Linked DNA regions of Homo sapiens: region 1 is linked to region 2. A link is an interaction called in ENCODE POLR2A ChIA-PET data of the cell type or tissue named here. Cell type or tissue: Panc1. All regions are shown on one strand. Links, peaks and the distances in the headings refer to the core of each region. The heading gives the core; the rest is flanking DNA. Region 1 overlaps RYR3 (ryanodine receptor 3). Region 2 has its middle 31 kb from the start of RYR3-DT.

Region 1 (5,383 bases), core at 152-5,151, 430 kb before region 2:
TTGCTTTACTCCTACAGTAACTCCGTGTTAATTCTGGACATGTGATAATTTGGATACAAAGTGAACCAGGCTATTAGAGGATACTCTAAAACTGCCCTCAAGAGAAGAAAATGGAGGTTAGCAAAGCTGGTGATAAACAAGAAGGATGCAGTGATGAATACGCAGAGAGAAGCAGAGAGAGTTGATTAGGAAGTTGGCTGGGTGGGTTCCAGGGATAACAAGCAACCACCTCAAGGCCTGCAATCTAACCAGGACAAGGAGAAAAGAAACCATTTAAATATTAAGACTATAGTATAGTACAGTGAAGAAAAGTAAGCAGGTGAAATGGGAGGGTAGAGAGACAACAAGAAAAGCACACGGGAATATAATGATCACATTATATCAACATATTTTGAGACAAATTCTTAGAACAACTGGCATGATTGTGTGTTAGCTGCAATCTCTCTTTGAGATCACCTAACCTGCTTAGTGCAATTTGTTAGCCTGGAACCCCAAACTGAGAGAACAGAGAGGGACTATAACTATAATGTCAATACAAATGAATTAGTATTATAACAAAAATTCTTAGGAGGCAAGGCTCATTTTCAAGAAAGTACCCCACTTATTTACATAATATTCAGCATATTATTCCAGAGCAACTAAAGAATTCTGGTTGTGTTGGAATTCACTATAAATGGGAGGTAGATTGTATTATGACAAATAATATTTAGGGTTGTTATAGCAATTTTTTTCTCCTGGGAGTTTACTTATCTTTTACAGCTACTCAGTTATACTTGATTTTATTCATTCATCCATCCATCCATCCAACAGTCCAGGGATCTAGATGTACATGTGCATTTAGCTCTGTGAAACAGGTGAGGTATTAATGATGATATTCATAAGGCCCCCTTTTACAGTGCAGAGAGATGACCTCTCTGCGGTGAGTTTCTTGCTGGACCTGGGACTAATGCTCAGTGCTCTGTTCACTGGACTCTACTCTTTATCCTTGTCTGGCCTGATTCTGAGATTTCTCTTGCCAGCCACCAAACACCTGTGATTCTCCCTAAGATTTCTCTTGCCAGCCACCAACCCCCTATTTTCAGATAAGAAGCAATGGAAAGGATATCCTTTTCCTTGTAGGTATCCACGATCATGCTATTCTGGGTATAAGAGGTATGGAAAAATGTGGGACTCACTGTTCACGAAGACAGCAAACCTCAGGAAGGACAGGTAGCGTTCCCCTTCAATGGGGTTCCAGCCGACATCAGGGTATCCTTTGGCCAGAAGCATGGGGCAGCTCTGTAGGCCACAGCCTGCCAAGTAGGTCACCACCTGCCAGAAACAGTACAAAAGTGTTCTTTCGCACGCATTAGGATGGCTATTAAAAAACACACCTCAAAAAATAACAAGTGTTGGTTGAGGATGTAGAGAAGTTGGAACTCTTGTGCATTGCTGGTGAGAATGTAAAATGGTACAGCCACTGTGGAAAACAGTACTACAGATCCTCAGAAAATTAAAAACAGAATTGCTATATGATCCAGCAATTTCACTTCTGGGTATATACCCCCAAATAATTGAAAGCTAAAATGTGGAAGCAACCCACGTGGCCACTGATGGATGAATGAATGAATAAGCAAAACGTGATATATACGTACAATGGGATATTCAGCCTTAAACAGGAACAGAATCTTGATACATGCTACAACGTGAAGAACATTGAGGACATTCGCTAAGTGAAATAAGCCAGTCACAAAAAGACAAATACCGTATCGTTCCATTCATAGGAGGTAATTTGAGTAGTAAAACCCATAAAGACAGAAAGTAGAATGGTGGTTGCCAGGGACTTGGGGGAGGGGAGGGAAGAATGGAAAGTTATTGTTAAGTGGGTCTAGAATTTCAGTTTTACAAGATGAAAAGAGTTATGGAGATAGATGGTGGTGACAGTTCAACAACATTACAAAAGTATTGAATACTACACATACAGTTAAAAATGATCAAGATAGTAAATTATATATTTTGTGTATTTTAACACAATAAAATTTAAAAATAAATCTTACACGTATGTAAGAAACAAACAAAGAAAGAACTGCTCAAGTTTTTATTTTTTTTTTTATAAGATAGCTGTGAGGCCTGTGAAATTCTAAGAACTGAAAGGCTTCCATTTCCCTGGAGGCTAGAAAGAGCCTCCAATTCATTTTTTGTTTCCAAGTGATTAACAAGATTGATTATCATTGTTATGTAGGAACACACCATGTACTGTCAGTTCCTGGTTTTTCCAGTTCTGGCAAGAGGGAGCTGTCATTTAAAAATAAGCCTAGCTAGCGTACATCTGGGGAGACAACAGTGCAGGAAAAGAAGGGCCCACTGGGGGCGGGCCATGTTCACTTGGCCATGGTATTGCAAGGCTACAATATTCAGTCACTGACTGACCCAGAGTGGGCCCTTGAGTAATCAGGGGTGTCTACTCTCGTTCTGCATCCACAACAGCTGTCCAAAGTCAAAAGCCAAGATGTTGAGGTTGGGATGGCCAGAAAAAGAGATCCCCATCCATTAAGGACTGGGACTGGTGGTGGTCTCTTTGCTTCCAGGTTACCAGACACTTATCACGAGATCTCTGTGCTAGGATCTTACAGAAGATTTTAGATTCTGTTCTACTTTTCAGCAGCTTTCAGGCAAAAAGCCTGGCAAATATACCTTTGATTAAAACGCAGTTGCTATTCTAATTTCACCTTTGATATCTTATGTATACACAGAGAAGAGGAGAATCCACAGTGCTCCAAAATCCTCAAAGTCAGAGATGGTGTTTTTTAAGATTTTTTTTAACCTCCAGGGCCTAGCACATAGTAGCTGTTCAATAAATGTTTGTTCAATGAATCACTTACTTGCTGATGTCAAATATTCTATTTTGCAAGTATAATAAAAATAAGGCCAAACTCAGCAAGAATCTATCACCACACTTTTTCCTTCTTAAACCAGTAAAGATAATATTCTGCTTAGAGTTCAGATTTGATTTTGTCTTTAAAATGTCAGGGAAGCATCAATAAGGGCCAGAATTGGGCAGAGTTTTCAAGATTGCAGGTGCAGACATTTCACAGGCTGCTATAATTGCCCATATGAGAGAGAGAGAGAGAGAGAGAGAGAGAGAGAGAAAGAGTGTGTGTGCATGTGTGTGTGCATATGCGTGTGTGTATGTGTTGGGGTAGGGCTACTGTTCAATCCTAAATGATCTAATTTCTGGCGTGATCAATAGAAGGAAGAAACTCCAGCATACCAGTCCTTTGCTGTTCTTTCCTGTGAACCAAACTTGGGTAATTTCCTGACATTGGGCTGAATAAAGTCTATAGCAGTGTGCTAAGCCACCCCAACTACTTGAAAACGGTGTGGCAAACCTCATCCCCTTTACAGATTTCCCAAAGCGCCCATTTCTTCCCTCTCCAGCTTGCTGGCCTGCGTTAATCACATCTGACTTCTTCCAATGGAGGCTCCATGTCTTTGCTGAGCAACACTGTTTCAAAAGATGAACTGAGGCTGAGAATAGGATATGGAGTTCAAAACCTTGTGGCATTGCCTTGTCCAAAAAGACCCATTCAGCTGCTTTTCACACAAGCATCGGTTATCGTCATACCACCTAAAACACTGAGCTATTTATTGTCATCTAAATGTACGAATAACAGAGTTTGGCTGAGGTCTCTCCCTCTAGATGCAGAGACCATGAATAGACACAGCATTTATGGAAGCTCTCACGACAGGTGGCATGGTGCTTGAGTCTTGTGTGTATGCAGGAGGTGGCTGGTACCCTTCACAACACAGGCCTACAGAGCCTGGAGGAGCAACTTCTAACATTTCCCTCTGGTCTGGTCATTTTCACTTACTCCGTTTGCAGCTGGGATTGCTTATTAAAGTTAACCGTAAGTTATATTGACTGGGACTTCTTTCAGCAGATTTTTTTCTTTCTTTTTTTTTTTTTTTGAGACGGAGTCTCGCTCTGTCACCCAGGCTCCCAGGCTGGAGTGCAGTGGCATGATCTCGGCTCACTGCAACCTCTGCCTCCCGGGATCAAACAATTCTCCTGCCTCAGCCTCCTGAGTAGCTGGGACTATAGGCACCAACCACCATGCCTGGCTAACTTTTGTATTTCTTTTTAGTAGAGATGGGGTTTTGCTATGTTGGCCAGACTGGTCTTGAACTCCTGACCTCAAATGATTCACCTGCCTCGGCCTCCTGAAGTGCTGGGATTACAGGCGTGAGCCACCATGACTGCCCTCTTTTAACAGAATGTTAAAAAGCAAGGTTCTTCTATTATGGTATTATTATGGTATTGGGTTGTTTGATAAACATCATATTTGATAAGGCCAGTAAATAGATTCTTTCCTTGATTCCTGCTTTTAACTTAATGATTTATAAGGGACCCAATGAAGTCCATTGGAAATACTGATTGAATCTGACAAAATAAAAAAAAATGCTTTCACTTAAATTTGTCGCCTCAAAATATTATTGTAAAAATGTCTGATATTTCAAAATACTTTAAAGAACAAAATAAAATGACCAACTCAAAGACAAACCCCTCTGTCATGGGCTAAATTGTCTCCCGCAAATTTCATGTGGAAGCCCTAACCCTCAATATCCCAGAATGTTTCTGTATTTGGATATAGGGGCTGTAAAGAGGTGATTAAGTTAAACTGAGTTGTTGGGGTCATGTCCTTCAAGAGGAGGAAATCTGGACACACAGAGAGATAGCAAGGATACGTGCACACAAAGAAAAGACTACGTGAGGACACAGCAAAACAGTGGCCATCTGCAAGCCAGGAGGTGAAGCCTCAGAAGAAACCAAACCTGCGCACACCTCGATCTTGGACTTCCAGCTTCCAGAACTGTGAGAAAATAAATTTCCGATGTTTATGTCACCCAACCTGTGGTACTTTGTTATGGCAGCCCCAGCAAAGTAATATCCTCTCTGACTACAAGGAAAGTTCCTCCCATTAGAAATATGCTGCACAAACACGGGCGTTTTGTCTGTCTGGTTCATGATAGGCCCTCAGTAATTATCAGTTGAATGCATTTGAAATAGAATTTACTAACTGAAAAATGTCAACGAATTATTGGTGGGTAATTATCATCTCATCTTAATAGATCAGACATGGTTTTGCAGCTTGGCCAATGATTCTCTGCCAAGGCCTGAAACAGCAGAATCTTCGTGAGTGGTAAATCTGTGTTCTGTGTGGCTGCCTCAGCTAGAGGAAGGCCATCTGCTGCCACAATCGTTTAATCAAGACAACCCCTCTCTCTCTTTCCTCACCCTGTCTTCTTTGAGCCACCCCACGTTCACTATGCGACACGAAGAAAAAAATGTGTATTTATTTCTCAATTTTCCCTCTCAGCTTCTCAGATACTAGATTTGCTGGGT
Region 2 (5,383 bases), core at 135-5,134:
CATCAGCCAGCTTCAGTCAAGCTGGTAAGGGAAAATTGAAACCTACAACTAGATTGAGCAAGGGCAACTGCAGCTCATAGGAGACAACTCGGTACTGTCAATCCAGATAAGGAGGCAGATAACTTTTTGGCACAATAAGCTTCCAAAGCTAGGTGAAAGATTAGCTCTTACACTGAGAGATGTTTCTTTTTTCACTTAAAAAATAAAAAAGGGAGGCCAGGCATGGTGGCTCACGACTGCAATCCCAGCACTTTGGGAGGCCAAGGCAGGCAGATCATTTGAGGTCTGGCATTCAAGACCAGCCTGGCCAACATGGTGAAACCCCACCTCTAACAAAAAAAAAAATACAAAAATTAGCCTGGCATGGTGGCGTGCCCCTGTAGTCCCAGCTACCGAGGAGGCTGAGGTGGGAGAATCACTTGAACCTAGGAGGACAGAGGTTGAAGTGAGCCAAGAGTGCACGACTGCACTCCAGCCTTGGCCACAGAGCGAGACCCTGTCTCAAATAAATAAATAAAAATTAAAAAGTTTTAAAAAGTGACATTAAGAGAAAAAGAGAAATATGGTGAGACATATTCTCACAGTAGTCTGCAATTCAGACCTACTCATGAGTTTTTACCTGGCTCTACCCTCAACAGTATCTAAAGTGCCTCCATCCTCCCCACTCAGCACTGGTCACTTCAACACAGGGAATGAATAGGATGCTAACAGCTCAAAGGTTTTGAAAGAGGTTGAAGAACATGCCACACACACTGCCCCCCGCTGCCCCAAGAATAACCCAAGACTTCAAGGGGGAGGAATAAATTAATCACCCATTACTGGAGCAGGAATATGGGGAAGGGGCAATGGATATTTCTTGTTGATGTCATAATACCAGTTTTATTGAAGATAGTTTAATTTTATCTTTGTAATCCTATTACCCTTGCTGGCATTTGGCTTAGAAAAGGCTAGTGACAAAATTCTGCTGATGAGACTCGGAAGAAGTCTGATGAGAGCTTTGGGGACACACAGGAGGAGATGGTCTAGCTTCCTTAAGACGGTGTCTGCATGAAAAAATGCTCATCATCACTGGCCATCAGAGAAATGCAAATCAAAACCACAATAAGATACCATCTCACACCGGTTAGAATGACGATCATTAAAAAGTCAGGAAACAGGTGCTGGAGAGGATGTGGAGAAATAGAAACACTTTTACACCGTTGGTGGGACTGTAAACTAGTTCAACCATTGTGGAAGACAGTGTGGCAATTCCTCAGGGATCTAGAACTAGAAATACCATTTGACGCAGCCATCCCATTACTGGGTATATACCCAAAGGATTATAAGTCATGCTGCTATAAAGACACGTGAACACGTATGTTTATTGCGGCACTACTCACAATAGCAAAGACTTGGAACCAACCCAAATGTCCATCAATGATAGACTGGATTAAGAAAATGTGGCACATATACACCATGGAATACTATGCAGCCATAAAAAATGATGAGTTCATGTCGTCTGTAGGGACATGGATGAAGCTGGAGACCATCATTCTCAGCAAACTATCACAAGGACAAAAAACCAACCACTGCATGTTCTCACTCATAGGTGGGAATTAAACAATGAGAACACTTGGACACAGGAAGGGGAACATCACAGACCGGGGCCTGTTGTGGGGTGGGGGGAGAGGGGAGGGATAGCATTAGGAGATATACCTAGTGTAAATGACGAGTTAATGAGTGCAGCACACCAACATGGCACATGCATACATATGTAACCAACCTGCATGTTGTGCACATGTACCCTAGAACTTAAAGTATAATTTAAAAAAAATTAAAAAAGAAAGACAGTGTCTGCACGCGACTCTTAGAACCGCTGCAGCCAACTTCCACCAGGCTGAGAGCTGAGACAGCACTAATAATAACAGACTCGAGAGATGGAACAAAATCAGGGCCTTGGTAGCATTGCTGAGCCACTGAATCAATTTAGCCTGAAGCCTCTGGACTTTCAGTTAGGGAAGGTAATACATTTCCTGATTGTTTTAGCCACTGTGAGTTGGGGAAAAGGAAGCGGTCTAGGGGAATGATTCACTGTGGGGTGAGGGGAATATTCACAGGCACAACCTAAAAGGGTGGACAGTGACGGAGGTCATGGACATGGGGTAGGGTAAGTTAGGTAGACTGGGTCCACCCAGCCCTTTGTCTCCCTTACTAAGCAAGCACACTTTGCAATCAAAGCAAAGCTAAGAGAAAGAACTTTCCTTGGGGTTTCATGTGTTTTACTTAGCCAATGTAGCAGGGTTACAAATAACTCAGACTATATACTCACATGTACAAAGAAGTTGTAGTTAATTTCCTGTAAGCCTCCACCCCCTCTAGGTACTTGCTAATTAACTTGCTAATTAGAGTTTCTGTCTCTTAGGGTTTAAACAGTCTCCTTTTGGTTAAGTAATCATATTATTCAAAGTTCAATTTCCTACGGGGCCTGGCATGATTCATACATTTTGGATGACACAGTCTCTGGGTAAATCCTCAGCCTTCAAGAGTGCTGCTTTACTATCTTTCTCCTTCCTAAGAGATGGATCAGACACCTTACAGTGTTCCTGCGGTGGGTATCCTTTGGGGGCTTGCTGCTGTAGGATGGCTCATCTGATCTATACACTTAACTGGTAACCACTGTGTTATGGCCCATCCCCTATAACCTTCTCAGATCTTGCACTGGTACTCATCTCTGGAGTCTGGGTCCCAGCTACCTGCACCTTTATAAAGACCCCTCTCATGGGAGCCTCTTCATCCTGCTGGTGCTCTGGCTCTCCCAGCACTTCCCATCACTTGAACAGGGCACATAGGCATCCTTGCAGGCAGGCTGAGGCTTTGGGGGAGCCAGGAGCACTGCCCCAGCCTCACCTGTCCCGTCAGCTCCCCCTGCTCCATGACTCTGATGCCATGTTGGACATGGAGCCAAGCAGAGTGCCACACTCCCCAGGGGGTTTCTGCCTCCTCCGGCTTCTCTTGGGAAAGCAGCCCTGAGCCTGAGGGTTGTGGATGACTCAGTGGTGACTCACTTTTATGTTCCTATGTTCCCATTAGCTCAAGGCTTGGGCTTCAGAAGGGAAGAAAATGAAGACCTTAGCCTCTAGAACTTACCTTTGGTTCCCTTGTCCTTTTCATAAACTTGAAAGTGTTGAAAATTTTAGGCTTCTCATTTTCCCATCTTTTTTCACAGGCCTCCTCCCACCTAAGACTCTAAGGTCAGTACCATCAAGCATTAATCTGTTAAAGAAAAGAGCTTTAGAATTTAGAAATACCATCTCCATCTCCATAAAGTTTGCCTTTAAAAGCTTTTAAACTTACAAAACTGGTTAAGCAAAAACCCTTAAGAATAGAAATTTAAATGACTTTTTAAGGCAGGACTACCTTTTTCTTGTGTGGTACAATGAACCTCATTTTCAACACTGTCAAGTTTGTGAAAAGGACAAGAGAACCAAAGGTAAGTTCTAGAAGCTAAGATCTTCATTTTCTTCCCTTCTGAAGCCCAAGCCTTGAGCTAATGGGAACATAGGAACATAAAACTGAGTATCAGACTATAGGAAAAAGTGACAACAAATCAACTCCATCTATCTATATCTAATATATATATATAACAATATAATATACAATTTTATGTATATATAAAAATCTATTTAATTAGTCACACTACAGAAAAATGGGGTTAGAGCAGTGGTCATAATTAATGATGGGGAATGAATGGAGACACATGGAGTTATCCCACCACCTACCGAGTTAGACAGGGTACAGTGCCTGTTCTGTCTTCTCCTCTGCAGCCCTATTGCCAGGATAGGAAATACAGGTTACATGAGCTTTTTGATCAGCTATATATCCTTCTTGAATGCTTTGATGAACTGTTATAATTGGTTTTGCAAGTTTCTATTTCTCTCCACTGTTATGCTAAGGAATTAAATTCAAAATGCTACAGATAATCTTTGAATAAATATGATTTCAATGAAAAGGGGTCCATAACCCTGTCTAATTAAACCTTTCTATTCTCTGACATCGTTTCAATAAAATATCTGATCTTCTGCAATGACTCCAATAATTGGTTACAGTTGTTCACTGAAATTCAAATTCCCTTCCCACTATCAGAGGAGAAGCAGAGCCTGCATCTGCCCCAGGACACACCAGGGCAAACACAATAGCTAGACAGAGAGAGGATTGTTGTTCTCAGCTGGGATCTGAAAAAAAAAATCCATCATCTCAAAAACCAAATACAGAAAGTGAATGTATTAATTTTTAATGAAGAAAATGTAACTAACAGGAGGGTGGATGCTTGTGTTCAGTGAGTGCAGCTTCTCCCTGAAGACAATTTTCCTGGGATACTAAATTATTATCAGAATGTTGTTTGGTGAGCATGGCATTACAGCAAGTGGAACTAGTTGGGTAAATTCTGATGCACATTGACGTTGGGGTGGATCCACTGCAGCCCCTCTAGGGCCACAGCTACCCCTGGGGTGGGCTACTTTCTCTCCTGGACATTTTGGAGATACACTGCTGTCATAAGAGTCTCTGAATCTAACTTTTCTTTCCTGTATACATTAAAACAAACATTTCCAACCTTTTCCTCCTATTTGTTTATTTCAGAAAACTTAGACAAGCAAAATACAACAAAATAAATAATACTCTCCCAGAGACAACCACTATTAAGATCCTGGACATTCTTTCAGACTTCTGTTTTCATCAGTTGTCGTTCTGACTTTTTCTGCGCTCAGTCATCCCAATCTCCATCCCCAATCAAGTGTGGGTCCCAGCCCTGGGTGAGGGCCTGGGGAAAGGGTAGAGGAGGCACTCAGAGCACACAGTTCAGCACCTTCTCAGAGGTATAATTCACATGTGCTAAAGACCATGGCAGCAGTTTGAGCAGCCAGCAGAGTGCTCCACCAGAACACGACAAACACCCTGGGAGTTTGCTTTGCCCATGTTCCCTCATAAATGAAATTTCCATCCCATATTCATGGACAGAAGAATCAATATTGTTAAAATGCCCATACTACCCAAAATGATCTACAGATTCAATGCAATTTGTAGTAAAATTTCAACATTTTTCAGAAAATACAAGAAACCCTAAAATTTGTATAGAATCACAAAAGACACCAAAACCAATGCAATTATGAGCAAGAAAAGCAAAGCTAGAAGTGTCACACATCCTAATTTCAAAATATCTTACAAAGCTACGGTAATCAAAACAGTATAGTACTGATGTGAAAGCAGACATATAGACCAATGGAACAGAATAGAAAGCCCAGAAATAAACTCACATATATGTGGTTAGTTAATCTTTGACATGGGTGTTAAGAATACCCAATGAGTAAAGGATAGTCTCTTCAATAAATGGTACTGGAAAACTGGA

What was found. Peaks named below come from ENCODE experiments on the same cell type or tissue, not always from the same donor. Only the 100,000 strongest peaks of a DNase experiment are listed, where the experiment ranks them.
Region 1: POLR2A ChIA-PET joins it to region 2 with 7 read pairs; 2 of 35 experiments call an interaction of 5 or more read pairs at or near these places.

The regions. Positions count from the first base shown.
Region 1 is chr15:33,702,847-33,708,229 of GRCh38, reverse strand. RYR3 (ryanodine receptor 3) reads right to left here. Exons shown (of 104, transcript NM_001036.6): 43 at 1,176-1,311. Among named protein-coding and RNA genes, the nearest start is that of CHRM5, 260 kb to the left of the region's middle. In Panc1, for the core only: no CTCF peak of the experiment used is centred there; no DNase peak of the experiment used is centred there.
Region 2 is chr15:33,276,630-33,282,012 of GRCh38, reverse strand. No RefSeq gene overlaps it. Among named protein-coding and RNA genes, the nearest start is that of RYR3-DT, 31 kb to the left of the region's middle. In Panc1, for the core only: no CTCF peak of the experiment used is centred there; DNase peaks (open chromatin) are centred at 3,032 and 3,217; H3K27ac peaks cover 1,195 bases.